Linked DNA regions of Mus musculus: regions 1 and 3 are each linked to region 2. The links are chromatin loops, found by intact Hi-C in ENCODE. Cell type or tissue: left cerebral cortex. All regions are shown on one strand. Each heading gives the region's core, and the rest is flanking DNA. Links, peaks and the distances in the headings are about the cores only. Region 1 overlaps Gm29461 (predicted gene 29461). Region 2 has its middle 71 kb from the start of Slco6d1. Region 3 holds the start of B230216N24Rik (RIKEN cDNA B230216N24 gene).

The links. Hi-C counts contacts between places; a loop is a spot of excess contacts. Peaks named below come from ENCODE experiments on the same cell type or tissue, not always from the same donor. Only the 100,000 strongest peaks of a DNase experiment are listed, where the experiment ranks them.
Region 1: a loop joins it to region 2, with 2.7 times the contacts of the local background. A loop is called at or near these places in 7 of 42 quality-filtered maps.
Region 3: a loop joins it to region 2, with 4 times the contacts of the local background. A loop is called at or near these places in 3 of 42 quality-filtered maps.

What each region holds. Positions count from the first base shown.
Region 1 is chr1:98,187,010-98,192,416 of GRCm38, forward strand. It overlaps Gm29461 (predicted gene 29461), which reads left to right. Exons shown (of 4, transcript NR_151613.1): 4 at 1-3,689. Among named protein-coding and RNA genes, the nearest start is that of Gm29461, 16 kb to the left of the region's middle. In left cerebral cortex, for the core only: no CTCF peak of the experiment used is centred there; DNase peaks (open chromatin) are centred at 3,370, 3,947 and 4,421; H3K27ac peaks cover 2,195 bases.
Region 2 is chr1:98,347,191-98,352,597 of GRCm38, forward strand. No RefSeq gene overlaps it. Among named protein-coding and RNA genes, the nearest start is that of Slco6d1, 71 kb to the right of the region's middle. In left cerebral cortex, for the core only: a CTCF peak has its summit at 3,299 (motif pointing left); DNase peaks (open chromatin) are centred at 3,247 and 4,361.
Region 3 is chr1:98,044,397-98,049,803 of GRCm38, forward strand. The region is part of intron 1 of Pam (peptidylglycine alpha-amidating monooxygenase); the gene reads right to left. It overlaps B230216N24Rik (RIKEN cDNA B230216N24 gene), which reads right to left and starts at 3,397. Exons shown (of 3, transcript NR_037993.1): 1 at 3,306-3,397. In left cerebral cortex, for the core only: no CTCF peak of the experiment used is centred there; DNase peaks (open chromatin) are centred at 2,583, 3,456 and 3,860; H3K4me3 peaks cover 2,054 bases; H3K27ac peaks cover 2,069 bases.

The DNA of each region.
Region 1 (5,407 bases), core at 907-4,906, 160 kb before region 2:
CATCACTGGCTTCAAGTAGGGATCTGAGTTTACTCACAGTATCTATTCGTGGTGATGGATCCTGTGACCATTGGATGAAAAGTTTCTCCATTTAAGAAAACCAAACTTTCATCTGAGAGAGGAGGCAGTTTACTATATGATGGGTACCCCTCTGGGCTCTGACAATGTATTTGGACTTCTGTTGGGGAAATCTGAGTTTGTTGTCTATCTTGCAGCCTTTGATTAAGGTCCAGGACCATTTATGCCTTCAGAATCCCGTTAGTAACTTTCTCAAGGGCTTGCAACTGAGGAAAGCAGCAGGTGTCAGGGAGGTACCCACTTGCTATGTACAGTCTTGCTAATTTGTTTTTTCTAGGAATGTCCCATGGACAACAGTAGCCACCATAGAAGTTAATTACAATTTTACCTTTTTATTTATTTATAAGTTTTGCTATTAGTTGAACTAGCAAATGGTTCAATAGTAAATTATCTTGCAGTTCTTGTGTGATGAAACTGCATAAAGACAGAAAGTTACAATACAAGCTTTGTAGTATTAGTATACATGTGGGTTTTCATATATCTACTAAGCTGGAGATGGATTTCATTATTCAACATTTGCATAACAGAAAGTGAGCTTTTATTATTTTCCAATTAAATATTATACCTATTACAGTTTTCTTTTTTTTTAGAAAACAGACTAGTATAAAGTGAGAATTAACAACAGTAAGCTGGCAAACTTTACTAGATTATTATTAGATATAATCAACGTGAAGATCCAAGGAGCCAAGTGAATGAAAGAATTTCTAATCTATAAAGCCGTGTTAGCGTTCTGAAAAGTTACTTGACCAATATATGGTTGTGCATATCATCTGCTGTGTTCTGAAAACAACTCTTGGTGCTTGAAAAAATGAAAACTAAACTGGTTAGTGATGCTACATGGCTTTAATTGCAGGAATTAGGAGGCAGAGGCAGGCAGGCTCTGTGAGTTTAAGGCCAGCCTGGTCTATGGAAAGAGTTCCAGGACAGCCAAAGGAAGACAGAGAAATCCTGTCTTCCAAAACAAACAAACTAACTAAAACCAACCAAACAAAAAAAGTAAACACATAGCTGAAAGGTTTGATTTTTATTCTCAAATATTTTTATGGTCAAGGAAACTGATCCAACATTTGTGTAGTGCAGAGTCCAAGATAGTGCTTGCTTCAAAGTCAGTTCCACCAGGAGAATGGGATGTCTATGGCACACTCTATAGGTTCATATATGGGGAGGCTGAAAGGACTGAAAGTAATTAAAGGAAGCTTAAAATAATGATGTTCTAGGTTATGCCTATTTCTAAAATGTCCCCTTCCTTCCATGTCACTCGTCACATCCTTATTTACCAGCTTAGCTGTTCTAGTGCCTATGACCTCATTGGCCCGCTCTTACGGATTCATCACTTCCTTATCTGGCATCCAGCCTGGAATAACACACATTTTATTACTGAGAATATCCCATTATGTCAAATCAATAAAGGAATTATCATTTTTGAAGGGAGATGGAGCTACGCTGTAGTATGTTTCATTGCTTTCTGCCTCCCTGACTGGGCAAGTCACTTAGTCTTGAGTCTGAGCAAGTCTTAGCTGTAAATGATAATGATGACATTATGAACATTAAATATAGTGTTCACACATGTCCTGCATATAGGAAACACCTAAGAAATGACATTCATTGTTAATTTTTATGGATATATTATCCCTGTTAGATGGTCTTTCACTCTCATTATGCTCTTCTTTAGCTAATGGAAACTGGCATGAGGACCAGGTACATAGGAAGTACCTGATAAATATTTGAACCAGTAAGCATATAGGAAACAAAAAAGAGATAAATTAGAAGCGATATTTTGTGTGAGGGAATGGTGTAGAAGAGTTGAAAGGGACAAGAAATTAGAAATCTCTCTGATCTTACCAGAGGAAAGTCTTGCAGAGCATATTCAGTTTGATTGGCTAGTGAACTACAAGTTGGCACATTCAGGTTCAATGGTATCTGCTATGGTAAGGAGTGTGGGGATATAGTGTTTTGGGAGACAATGATATACTAAAAAAGTATGAGTAATGGATATTTTTAGAAAACCAGATTCATCCCTATGAACCCCGGTGATGGTTGGTCTTAATGTTAATTTGTCAGGAATTACAATCATGTGAGTAGGGAGTTTCACCTGAAGGATTGCCCTGATTTTCTCAGTGGGTGAGAAAAAACCTACTCCAGTGTGAATGGTTCCTTCTGGGAGCCGCCTAGATAAACAGAGAGCCTGGCACTGGGAACATTGTTCTCCTTTGTCCATACCTTCAGACACCAAGTGGGTTTCCCATTGCAGCCATGGCTGATGTCTCCAGGGATCGCAGAACCAGCATTTCCAGGCTTCATCACTGACCAAGGACTAGCCATTCTCCGGGAACGTTTAAGGTTTGCAGCTCCAGGTTAGGATTGCTGTGGCACCAGCCTCTGGGACTGAGTGCTGGGTTGTGGGCTTCTGGTGTGAGACCATGAGTGTGGGATTCACTCCAATTGCAGGTGTACCAGCCTTCAGTACTGAGTCACTGTGGGCTTCTCTGCTTCTAAGCTGATTTAAGGCATTCTTTTTACTATTCAGCTATAGGTTCTGCTGCTCTGGAGAACACTGACCTACTCAAACACTAATGACTTTAACATGTTAACATTTTTATTTGTTTATAAGAGGAACATGTGTGTGTTCACTACACCCCAAGGTTTTGAAAAAAAACTTGTCATACTGTGTATAGCCGTGTGATGAGATATTTTTGAGAAGGGAGGACTAGAGAAAGGTTTCACTTTGTTGCATAGGCTGGCCTTGAACTTGGGGTTATCCTTCTGCTACAACTTTTCAAGTACTAGGCTTAAAGGCAGAATCCACAAAACTCAGCATAAAGAAGATCCAGAGAAGATAGTCTATTCTGATGAAATGTAAGGGTGCCTTAAAGATGATGATTCATGACTTTAGAATAGCCATAAATCTTTGAGGAATGAGCAAACCAAAATTAGGAACATATGTCCCCTCTGCTCTTGGAATGGCACTTCCACGAGAGTCACCAGGAGTTAAATGGAATGATGACAAGCCACATATGGCACCAGATCTGTGCTAGATTAATAACAGTATGAGAACACAGTTAAACAGTGATAATCCCCTTGTTATCCAGTGTCTTTTCCCTTTCCAACAACCTCACAGTACATCGTTAAACACGCAAAAGACACTTGTTAATGGGGACAGCTGACACGCGAGGAGAAGCCATGTGGCCTATCTTTTGAAACAAGCTGAAGAGGCTGATTCTTCATTCACAGGACTGCAGAGGAGTCATTTGGAGATCAAAAAATGAGGCTAACCCTGACTAGCTTGAGGCGCTCCATCTGGCTCTGCCCCATGCTGTTGCCATAGCCACCCATCTCCTAGCAACAATGAATAGCATTTTCATGTCTCTACAGTGACAAAGCATGAGAGTGAAAAACATAAGTATGGCCACAATACACTAATAATCTTAGAGGTTATCTCATAAATTAAGTTCAATCTGAGGATCTGCATGAATATTTGATTTGGTGATTGTATTTTTCCTATGGTAGTCTTTTGTCTTGGTTTAAAATAAAGCAGCCTGACAGCCTGCTATTAAATATAAGATGACAAATACCATTACAAAGGGCACAATAAAGCTAAACTTTATTTTAAATCACACAGAAAAACAATCATCTTTTTAAATAACTGCCCATCAACATCTAGAACTCCGGGGACAAATGCCAGGGTGGGAAAACTCAGCCTTGGACTTAGAAGGAATATTCTGTCTTGACACATCCAGGCTCAGACAAGCCACCAGGAGCCTTTGCATCGAGCAAGGAGTCTCAGCTGAGGTAACTAATCAAAAACAGTAAAGAAGCTGAATAAAGAGAGAAGGAAAGGCCGTCTGCATCATGCTTGTCCTTGTGACAAAGTGAAAACCCGCATGACTCATCTAAGAGGATGCGGAGCTGTTTATTTCTAAAGGTTTGTGCCATACTTGAAGCATGCTTTATTTGAATATTCTGCCAGGAGAATTCCATTGGGATGGCGCCCATTGTTTCTTTTTTAATGAATAGTAACTCTCAACCAGAGAATGCTTTTACCAACCCTCTGGTCCCCACCTGAGAATGCAGAATTTTAGACAGCCACAGAGATGGAGATAGTGAAGTTTGAGGAAATTCTCATTTAAAAACATTTTTTTTTTCACCGTTTTTGTCAGCTACAGCTCATGACCCATCTCTTGTTTAGAAATAAGAATCTGTCACAGTTTGAATATTGCTTTCGTGATTTTTTTTTTTTTTCTATGAGAGCCTGGGCATTTGGTAAATGTCAGTGAAAGATGCAGGCAGTGAGAAGCCGCTTTAGGAATCCTACTGAGAGATTTCTCTGGAGGGGAAACAGCATCTAAACAATGAGGTCTGCAGAGTGGAATAAACAATCCAACACTTCTGCAGGCCATTATCATGTGTTTACACATTGCATGCGGAGTTGAGTTTAGCTGTGCTAACAGCTTTGTGAGAAGAAAATCCCCCCAAAATTAAATAATCAAAAGAGATAGGTGAATGCTGATTTTATGAAATAAACAGTGATTGAGGAGAGAAGAAAAACCAGCAGGACTCAGCAGGAAGCAAATTAATTCTTGCTGGAGATTTACTCTTCTCAAGAACTTAAATTGCCCATTTCCTAATCAGTACAGTTCTTGTATGTTGTTTCTTTTTCAGTCTTCCTAAATTTATTTCATGTTAGTGCTCTTTAATTTTTCACTCTATTGTTTTCTAAATTATAGTGTGAAACTCCAGTTCCTTGAGAGCCTCTGTGAAGTTCTGATCTCAGTTATTTACCATGCCTCTAATTTGATAACAGTAAAATTATTTTCCAATGATTACATTTATCTGTTTCATTTGCCCCTGCTTCAGAGAATGATGTAAGAGGAATACCTAATGTGCTTTCTTTTTTTCCCTGTGTCATTGGAATGATCCGTGACCCAGGCAATCCCATGTATTCATAATACTACTGTGTAAAAACTGAAGCAAAACTGTCTTAGTGTCCTTCCATGGGGAATGGCTGCTCAGTTACTGGCTCTTTCCATGTGCTCATGCTGTCGCAAGCAGGAAAAAGCACAAAATGTTGTTCTCCCAGCTAATTCTGCACACAGAGAAAGATGTCAACACACATTAAAACTGCAACCACATTTGAGAAGGCTCGCAGAACTCTGCAAATGCCATCGTTGTTTGCAGAGCTCGAGCTGCAGAGATGTCGTATGCTTTTCAATCTGCTTTTTACTCTTCTGCCGTCTTAAAATAAACCGTGTAATTCTGGCTCTTGGCTTTTGGATGTGAGTTATGCCATCAATCTGTTGTGATTCATTCACTACGTTATTTTAGGTCTGAA
Region 2 (5,407 bases), core at 904-4,903:
AATAGAAGCAGTCATTAATAGTCACCCAACCAAAAAAAGTCCAGGACTAGATGGGTTTAGTGCAGAGTTCCATCAGACCCTCAAAGAAGACCTAATTCTACTACTCCTCAAACTATTCCACAAAATAGAAACAGAATGCACTCTACCCAGTTTATTCTATGAAGCCACATTTACTCTGATTCATAAACCACACAAAGATCCAACAAAGAAAGAGAACTTCAGATCAATTTCTTTTATGAATATTGATGTAAAAATACTGAATAAAATCCTTGCAAACCAAATCCAAAAACATATCAAAATGATCATCCATCATGACCAAGTAGGCTTCATCCCAGGGATGCAGGGATGGTTTAATATATGGAAATCCATCAATGTAATCCACAATATAAACAAACTCAAAGACAAAAATCACATGATCATCTTGTTAGATGCTGAGAAAGCATTTGACAAAATCACCCCTTAATGATAAAAGTCATGGAAAGATCAGGAATTCAAGGTCCATACCTAAACATAATAAAAGCAATATACAGCAAATAAGTAGCCAACATCAAACTAAATGGAGAGACTGTGGAAGCAATCCCACTAAAATCAGGGACTAGACAAGGCTGCCCACTTTCTCCCTACCTATTCAATATAGTACTTGAAGTCCTAGTCAGAGCAATTAGACAACAAAAGAAGATCAAAGGGATACAATTTGGAAAGGAAGAAGTCAAAATATCACTATTTGCAGATTATAGGATAGTATATGTAAGTGAACCCAAAAATTCCACTAGAGAACTCCTAAACCTAGGGGCCTTATATCCAATATATATATAAAGAACTCAAGAAATTTGACTCCAGAATACTGAATAACCCTATTGAAAATGGGGTACAGAGCTAAACAAAGAATTCTCCACTGAGGATTACTGAATGGCCAAGAAGCACCTAAAAAAATTCTCAACATCCTTAATCATCAGGGAAATGCAAATTAAAACAACCCTGAGATTACAGCTCACATCAGTTAGAATAGCTAAGATCAAAAACTAATGTGACATCAGATGCTAACAATGATGTGGAAAAGGAAGAACACTTCTACATTGCTGTTGGGGTTGCAAGTTGGTACAACCACTCTGGAAATCAGTTTGGCAGTTCCACAGAAAATTGGACATAGTTCTACTAGAATATCCAGCAATACCTCTCCTGTTCATAAACACAGAAGATGCTCCAAATTGTAATAAGGACACATGCTCCACTATGTTCATAGCAGCCTTATTTAGCAAGAAGCTGAAAAGAACCCAGATATCCCTCAGCAGAGGAATGGATACAAAAAATGTGGTGCATTTACATAATGGAGTACGACTCAGCTATTAAAAACAATGAATTTATGAGATTCTTAGACAAATGGATGTATCTGGAGGATATTATTCTAAGTGAGGTAACCCAATTAAAAAGAACACACATATTATGCACTAACTGATAAGTGGATATTAGCTCAGAAGGTCAGAATACCCAAGATACAATTTGCAAAATATATGAAACTCAAGAAGAAGGAAGACCAAAGTGTGGAAACTTTGATCCTTTTTAGAAGGTGGAACAAAATACCCATTGAAAGAGTTACAGAGAAAAATTTGGGAGCAGAGACTGAATGCATGACCATCCAAATACTGCCTCACCTAGGAATCCATACCATAAACAACCACCAAACCCTGACACTATTGCAGATGCCAACAAGAGCTTGCTGGCAGGAGACTTATATAGATGTCTCCCGAGAGGCTCTGCCAGTGTCTGACTAATACAGAAATGGATGCTCATACTCACCCATTAAAGGAAGCACAAAGTCCCCAATAAAGGAGCTAGAGAAAGTACCCAATGAGGTGAAAGGGTTTGCAGCCGTGTATGAGGAACAACAATAATACCTAACCAGTAACCCCAGAGCTCCCTGGGACTAAACCACCAATCAAAGAAAACACACAGAGATACTCATGGCTCTAGCTGCATATGTAGCTGAGGATGGCCTAGTTGGTCATCGATGGGAGGAGAGGCCCTTGGTCCTATGAATGTTCTATGCCCCTGTATAGGGAAATGTTTGGGCCAGGAAGCAGGAGTGGGTGCAGGGAGCAGGGGGAAGAGAGGAGGATAGGGGGATTTTTGGAGGGGAGACTAGAAAATGGGATAACATTTGAAATGTAAATAAAGAAAATATCTAATAAACAAAGAAGAAATTGTCATTTACTAAGCAGATACATTTCTATTCCATGGCAGTTAATTAATAAATAATGTCCCAGTGGGTAAATGTGATTGCCATTAGAGCTGACCTCCACCTGGAGAGCTTATGTGGAGGATATGTAGGACAAACCAATTCCTACAAGTTGCCATCTGACTTCCATACATACACTATGACATGTGCAATAAGACACTCTCCCCTCCTCCCAAATTAATGAAATGTCAGAAATAGACAGACTTGAAAATTAAACATTTCTTTAGATTAACATTTGTAAACTGTACTTACAAAGTCTATTATTTCCTAAAGAAACAAATAACTAATCAGAAGATTTAAGGCTTGAGTAAGAAATTAGTAATCAGTTGAGAGAAAAATTCAAGTATTCTTTAATAATCAAACACCTTTCCTTCTAAGTCAAAGCTTATATAAAGAGCTCATCCTGTTCTAAGGCCATACACAGATAAGTATTCTTGAGACAAAATTTCTTGAACAGGTATTTCAATGATCTTCAGTCTACCTATTCCATCATCAAGTTTATGTGCTTATGGTATGAGAGGCTTAAAACAGTTTGCAGAGTATTTGTATAGGTGTGAGAACAAGCAAAAGTGTTGCTCTCTTGTGTCAGGAAGGTTGATTATTATCTGGAGATGAGAAGCAAAATCAAAAGTAAAGGAAAAGAAAGGAAAGAGACAAAGGAACATTCTCTAGGTGATATAACTGTCTGTTGGGGCAGGAGAGGGATGATGAGAGGCTCTTGAGCTGTGGGGAGGACAGCTGCTCATGTAGTCAAGGCATCATCATTATTGATTATTGTATTCAGTTTCAAACCATCTGTTGCCAAATACAGGCACTTGTAGTCCCATTCTGTCTTGTAGCTCCAGTGTGGGTTTTGTACATAGTTAATTTTTCGTGTATTTCAAAGGAAGGGACAGCTTGCACAGATGGATGATACTAGAACAAAGAAAAGACATTAGACTCTTCTGGTGATGGTTCTTTTGTCTAAGACAAGGTTATTCATTCATATTGAACTGCTTTAAATACTTGGCTGTGGTATGGCGAATATGGTTTCAAAACTAAATACCGCCATCTGGTGGTACAAAATCATCGCATTAATACCTAGAAGGTATTTCTAGAATTTTATTTCCTTCTTCCATTGTTAGTATCTTCAATGGCGTCATGATTTCAAATAAACTGGCTGATATAATCACTAAGCAAAAGAAAAAAAAGTACATATTTAAGACACCAATGAACATTTTGGAATGGGTCTCTCTAGATTCAATTATTTAGTAACAAAATTTTCAATCCAAATTATGTTTGCATTGAGAATGGTTGAGAAAATATGCAAAACCAGGGATCCAGTTTTGTCTTAGGCAGTTATGCAAAGCAATTTCCTGGTATTTGAGGCTATTATTTATACTATAGTCACAAAAAAGAAATCAGACCCACCTGTGGAATCGAGGACTCGTCCTGTGGATGAAAAACAAATCTACTTCCTTATTAGCTATGCTTTGGTTGATTCAGTGTAAACTTTCCTGACCTATGGAATTCATTTGTGTTTGAAGGGCAGAAACCTAGACTTTGTGCTTCTTTTCCTTGCATTTTCTATGCAGGAGACTTTGAATTTAACAGGGCTGAAACTAGAAACCAGTATCAGCAGAAACCTGTATTACTTCTCTGTATATCCTTCCCCTCCTATCTAGCTTTTCTATTTTATAAAGACTAAGGTACATTTTAAGAGAGGTTATCAAATGTGAAGTGTTTCCAGGCAACAGACCTAGTCCCTGTTATTTTTTTATTTTAGTGATTTTTATCATTCTCAAGGGAAACAATATACATCTGGCTAAAAGACAATGTTTAATAAATTTTGAATTACATCAAAATGAAGAATTCTTTTTTTCCTTATAGCCCTCGTAAGAAGAGGTTTTAACCAAAATGGAATTCCTAAAGAGCTAATCAGCTGCAATACCTCCTAGCTAAAATATTTTAATAGTTTCATAATTAAGAATTTCTTTACAGGTCTATTCCTGGATCATCTTTACTCACATTCTCAGTAATTTCTCTGCACGAATGCACATTTGCATATCAAAAGACAGCAACATCCTCACACACTCACACCCACATATCCCCCACACCCACATTCACACAAATTCTCTCTCACATGTACTCACTCACTCACACACACACTCACACACACACGCACACACACACAGAGAGAGAGAGAGAGAGAGAGAGAGAGAGAGAAAGAGAGAGAGACATAGTACTCATCACACAAGACTATGAATACTATGTGACATCCCACAGACCAACACATTATGCAGCCTTTAGTGAGTAATAGTTGACCCCCTCTAATTATTGGTTGCTCCCATGGAGGCTCGATGCCCAGTGTAGGAGAATGCTAGGGTGGTGAGTTGGAGGTGAGTGGGTGGGTGGGGAGCACCCTCATAGAAGCAGGTGGAGGGGGGGGATGAGATAGGGGGGTTGTGGAGGGAAAACCAGGAAAGTGGCTAACATCTGAAATGCAAATAAATAAATAAATAAATAAATAAATATTTCAAGGCAACAAAAAAGAAATTATTGTTAAAAGCATCAATGACAGACAGATGATATTGATTATCAAGTTCTAATATACAACCTCCTTTAGTTACCAAGGGCTTCAACCTACTCTTACCTCTCCCTAGTCACTCATTAGGGACAGCCAAAAGATGAAGTTCTAATAAATGCAATGTAACTGAACAAGATATGTGATAATTTTTTTGTTTTTTGTTTGTTTGCTTGTTTGTTTGTCAGAAAAGTATTTGCTGGGGTTTTTTTTTGTTTCTTTTTTCACTCTTGTTTCTACTATCTGGGACCGGGTGACAACTGTCCAATGCCCTTCAATTTAGAGATGTAAACTAATGATGGCTTGGCAGCTCTGACACATGGGCCATGCAGAGATGTGGAGACCAAGCTGGCAGCCCACACTACTCCAGATTGTCATGTCACAGAAACACAAGGCTGTCACTCAAGCCCCTGTGTTCCAGGTGTTTCTCATAACAATTCTGTCTGCATTCTGATATGTTTTCAAAAGCAATCCCTATTCTATGGCGTTAAAGCTTTATTCTTCCAGTCTCTACTTGGAAAATAGTTTCCATTTGCATTATGTGCTAGGACTCAAGCTGAATATAGGTTATGGGAAGCACTGAAATATTGCTTCTATGATGAACTAAA
Region 3 (5,407 bases), core at 639-4,638, 300 kb before region 2:
TAAAAAAAAACTATGACATATAAATTATTTTATGGTTAATATGTATGGAACCCTATATTAAGATTCAGGTCTGATTTACAATAACTGTTTTATACGTGTGTGTGTGTGTGTGTGTGTGTGTGTGTGTGTGTGTTTTGCTGCTGTGCCTGGAGATATTGATCATTAGAACATAGTGTGGCTTTCCAAGGAAGCCATAGGGCAAACCTTCCAGTACCATCAGCTTGAGCTTATAATTCATATGGCTTCCTGACAGATCAACGAACGGCAGCGTTATTCAAATCTTAGGATTATTAGTTCTCATATTTGGGTCTCCAGTGGCCCAGCCATTACCCTTCAGATTCTAAAAATACACCCAGGCTCATCCACATATGACTTAAGTAATAGAATTTTGTAGTCTCTAATCATCCTTGTTTAATTAACTCGATCTGATGTTAGCCTCTCAATAAAAATATGAAAGTGAGAAGAGTGTCACTTTATAGACCTCACCTATGTGACATAGGGTTTTGAACACTGGAGTTGGTGAAACATTTCTTTCTAATTCAGTTTCCCCTGACTATTTATCTTGAGGAATTTTATTATCCTTCAGGAGGTCGGCATTCAGTGAATTAGGTCAGAATTTCGTGTTCTCTATTGGCACAGCTTTATATAAAAAATATCAGATTTGTGAGCTTAATGTTATGCTTCTGAAGTAGGCCGAATAATGGCTCACAAAGATGCTGATGCCCTAAACTTTGGAGTCTCTGAATATGCTATGTTGGCTATATAATGACCATGCAAGTGGCTGAGGTTAAAGGCGTCAACATGGTTAGGCTGTCCTGGGTTATACAAGTGGACCCAAGTTAGGGGATATCACACATCTTTCAAAACAGAAAGCTTTTTTTTTTTCTTGGCTATGGAGAAGCAGAAAGATAGCAGTGCAAAGATCTGTCCTCTCTTGCTTGCTTTGACAATGGGGAAGGGAGGCTATGACCCGGCAAAGCCTTGGAAGCTGTGAGGGCATGGAACTTGATTCTTCCTCAGAGCCTCCTGGAAAAAAATTTCCTCAATTGTGTTGACTTGTAACCAACAGAACTCTAAGGTGAGACATGAGTGCCCTGTAAGCTGTAAGTCCTGTAGTAACTGGGTAGAGCAAATGACGGGAGACTAGATGACCACCTCAGTCATGCTACATAGATCACTTCTTTTAGGGGGAGGGCTAGACACTGACCAGAGAAATATGGTCCTGTTCTAACCTGGGGATCATATGTTCCTGAGAACAGATGGTGCCATATAAAACCTAGAACCTAGGTTAGACGTTGGGGACATGATGTCTTAGAAGGTGCTTTTCTGACTCCTCCCAACATGAGCTTTCAGTCTTCTCTAGATGTTTATTTACACATCTATTTTCTCCATACAATGTCCTGGAATTTTTTTTTTTTTTGGATTTTCTTCCAGTTATCTGTCTTGTGAGAGCCGACATAATCATCTTTCTGCCATGTCTCATGCATATCTCATTTACCTCAAGCTGTCAAGTCTTTAGACTTGGCATCTCCACGCTTCAGCAAGAACAAATGTAACTGTTAAACTTAAAACTTTCATTATGACACGAAAATAAAAGAGACCCTCTCCTAAGGCAATTTTAAAGATCACTCTTCCTGAATAGCCTGGGACTGCTTCTAACTCAAACAGGAAGAAGGCTGGACTCCTGAAGTGTATTTTCCCCAGAGTATGGCTAGCACGGTCAAGTTGGAAAATGACTATTTTCAACTTTTAAAGTTGAAACTGAATATATATTTTAAACTGTGAATTCAGTTAGCTAATGAATTAGGTTGTATTGCTGCAAACATGAGCAGAAAAAAATAAGATAAAATTTAGCATGAAGCGTATTAGTTTTATTTCTAACACAAGCATTATGAGTGTATTTCAATAAGAGATTTTACAAGTATGGTATCAGTTTAGGTTGAGTCAATTTCTTCAACATTTACTCTACTGTAATGTAGATGAATTTGCTTCTACTTATGAGAATCAGTTTCTAATAGCAATTAATGAATAACTTATTAAACACAAGGGCAAGTATAATTTAACACTGTTTTAATATAGTTTCAAGACTGGGAAAATTCAAAGAATAAACACTTATGATACATATGACACATCCTTCAGTTCCAAGGAGCTGAATGTAACTTTTAGTATGGCTTTATACTCTTACAACCATTATTTCTTACTTACTCTTTATAGAAACCTACATCTAGCATTAATGTTCCATTAACATAATTTCCCAGAAACAAATTATATAGACCATATTCCACGGTATTCTAAAAATACAAGACTCTAGAAATAAACAGTCTAAACCACTTCTTGTCCCTGTCAACTAAGCCATGCGCCTGACTTCTATACAGAACAAAGGTTCAGCTTCCTGAAGGATGGGTAGTCTCTGTACGAGCCATTCTCAAGCCCCTGTCCTCTCGCGAAGCTATTTACTAACAGTTAGAAATCACCCTTTTCTACTCTCCTTAAAGCTCACTACCAGATGTACTGAAATTGTTTACTGGGGATCCAGGGAAGGAACCACAGGCAGAATGCGTGGTGTGGTGATGGAGAAGAGAGGTCTATGGATTTCTTGATGAGACAGTTTGGGGGAGAAAAGCTGAAACAGAAAACTAACTTCCAGAAGGGACTCTTCACTCATAGCTCTCCCCCTGACACCATAAGAGACTGCACAGTCCTCTTTGCAGAGATGTGAAGACAAATGCTCAGCCTCAGGAAGGGAGGCATACGTAAGTATTTCATCAAGCACCAAGTTCACTCCTCTGCAATATTAGAAACATATGGAAGTAGGATTGAAGTATGCAATTATGACTGTCAGTAGACACTGAACTTCCGACAATACCTTCCCATATCCTGTTATTATCACTTAAGATGGATAAAATATCAGTAAAAAAATGTATAATTCACATACTTTCTAAGAGCCTTAGCTGCCCTATGACACCTGTAAAAAATATGTTAAGTTTTTTTTTTTTTTATGGAATGCAAACAGTTTAAAAGGAAAGCTATAGTGTGCATGCTGGTTTCGCTTATCAGGGGGTAAGAGGTATTACATTGTGCATTCACAGTGATTTTTATAAGCCCACCCCTACATGTGAACACACATATGCACACATACACATAATATATAGGAAAATTTTAGCCAATCCCCGACAACAGATTTATAGCTTGTTCCTATATATTATGTTTCAGTTAGAAGTATATTTTAGAACACAAGAAACCTAAAGCAAAATAATAGAGACATTTGGTAATTCTTATAATAGTATATTAAACAAAGCACTTACCCTCCATTGCTAATCACACTGGCAGGAGAGCAACAGGAGAGGGGCTTTATTGTGGGATGAATCATCCCCACGTAGATGCTCTGAGCAACCCGTGTATGCATACTGACATCATCAGGAGAGACTTGGAGGCAGAGGCTACTATGGTAACGGAGCAATGTGCTGGGAGACAGCCGCCTTTAATTGCTTTAACAACTTCCTGGGGCTCAAGCGACCAGGCTTGGATTTGCTAAGTAGGAAAGGAAGGTTGTCACAGAGGCAGCAACTGTGACGCAGAGCAGAAGAACTCAGTGAATTCTGGAATTACTAATTTCAGCATGACTTCTTAATGGCAAATGTCATTACACCGTTCCATTGGCAACATCCTTTTCACACACAGAGCTCTAAGGAAGGCATAGGTCAATACCCAATGCTCCGAGGTAACAGAAGTCTAGCTTCATATATAATTCTCTCACTTAACAAGCATTAATATTATTGCATTACAAATATCCTTTTCCTTGAGAGTGAATGCTTGATTCACTTTGAAAAGAAAGCCCACATCTGTGCCTTAGGATGTCTGCATGCTGATAACAATGACAACTGATTCTTTCTATTTATTTCTCTGGAAGGTGGCAGCTGTGGGTCCATTAATCTCTGAGCTCCACTAAATCCTTGCCAACAGGTCACTTATGCAGAAAACACCTCCAGGGAAATGGCTAGTTATTACACCCTGATAAAATCAGCCAGGAAAGCAGGACTTGATGCTACAGTTTTCTTGGTGAAGTCGTCTGTGTCAAAGGCAGAATAAATTCTATTGTAATGATGCCCTTCCCTGGAAAGCCACACAGAACATAAAGCTTTCCTTTGAACTCTTTGTTCTTCCTTGCCTCTGCCACCCATGCTGAAGAGAACACAAGCCCTTTTAACAACACCAGGTTTAGAGTAATTGCTGAAAATAACCATGTGCCAGCGTCAAACTGAGGCTATAATGATATCCTCTGCTTATCTGATCGGTTGCAACACTTTAATAAGTATATAATTTATCATCTGTAGTATGAAAACTATTGTTTTCTCTCCCGTGCATATTTGATTGACATGTTTTTCAACAATACCGGGATCTAATTTTTATTGTAACTACTGCAATTGTAAGGATAAGCAAGAAAGTGGGCAGGTCTTCCTTAAGACAGTCACAGCACAATATAAACTGAAGGTTGTCACTCTGTACTATATACTTAGATCTTAGCTCTTTCAAAGGCACTATTATTATCTCTATTTCAATTTAGATGATGCCACGCCTGCCTCTTAATGTTTCCTTTGTAAGTAAACAGTTTACAAATGTCTAACCAGACCAGTGGCTTCAAAAACAGTAAATGGAATAGAACAGTACCAATTTCCAATCTGAAAAAAATATAGAGGTTTTTTTTGAACCTAATTGACAAGTTGGGGGGTTCTCACTCCTGTAGAGCTTGAGAAAAAATGAGAGCAGAATTGTAACATGTAGTCTCAGGAAAACATAGCATGCCATTAAGTCAGTTAACGAGAGAGAGCTTTCCAATCAAGCTTCCGTTCTTTCATCTGTGCTTTCTGAGATCCTGTTTGAAAAGCAAAACAGACCAAGTTCAGCAAGATGGTAGGTAAGCAGGAGTACTACTGAGAGCCAAGGAGATGGCTGGTCAAGTCTGTTGCTTGATACTGAGCTCTGACAACCTGAGCATCCCAGACCTGTATGGTGGAAGGAGAGAGCCAACTCCTGAAAACTGTTATCTTGCTTCCTTGCTTTCACATGCATGCTATAGCATGCACACGTGCTCATGTGCATGTACACACCATATACACTAAGTATAAAAAACATATTGCTCTACACATATGGCATGATTTAAAAAAAAAAAACCCACAACAACAACATCTGTTGGATTGAGGATATAGCTGATAGGTAGAATGCTTGTGTAATATTCATGAGGGCCTCTGAATTCAATCCCTCGTGCTCATAACTGTGTGTGCCAGCTCATCTTTGTAATCCCAGAAATCAGGAGGTAAATCAGGAGGCTCAGTAGTTCAAGGTCATTGAAGCTAGCCTGACCTTTATAAAATCACATCTCAAACTGTTTCTGTTTATATGAATATAC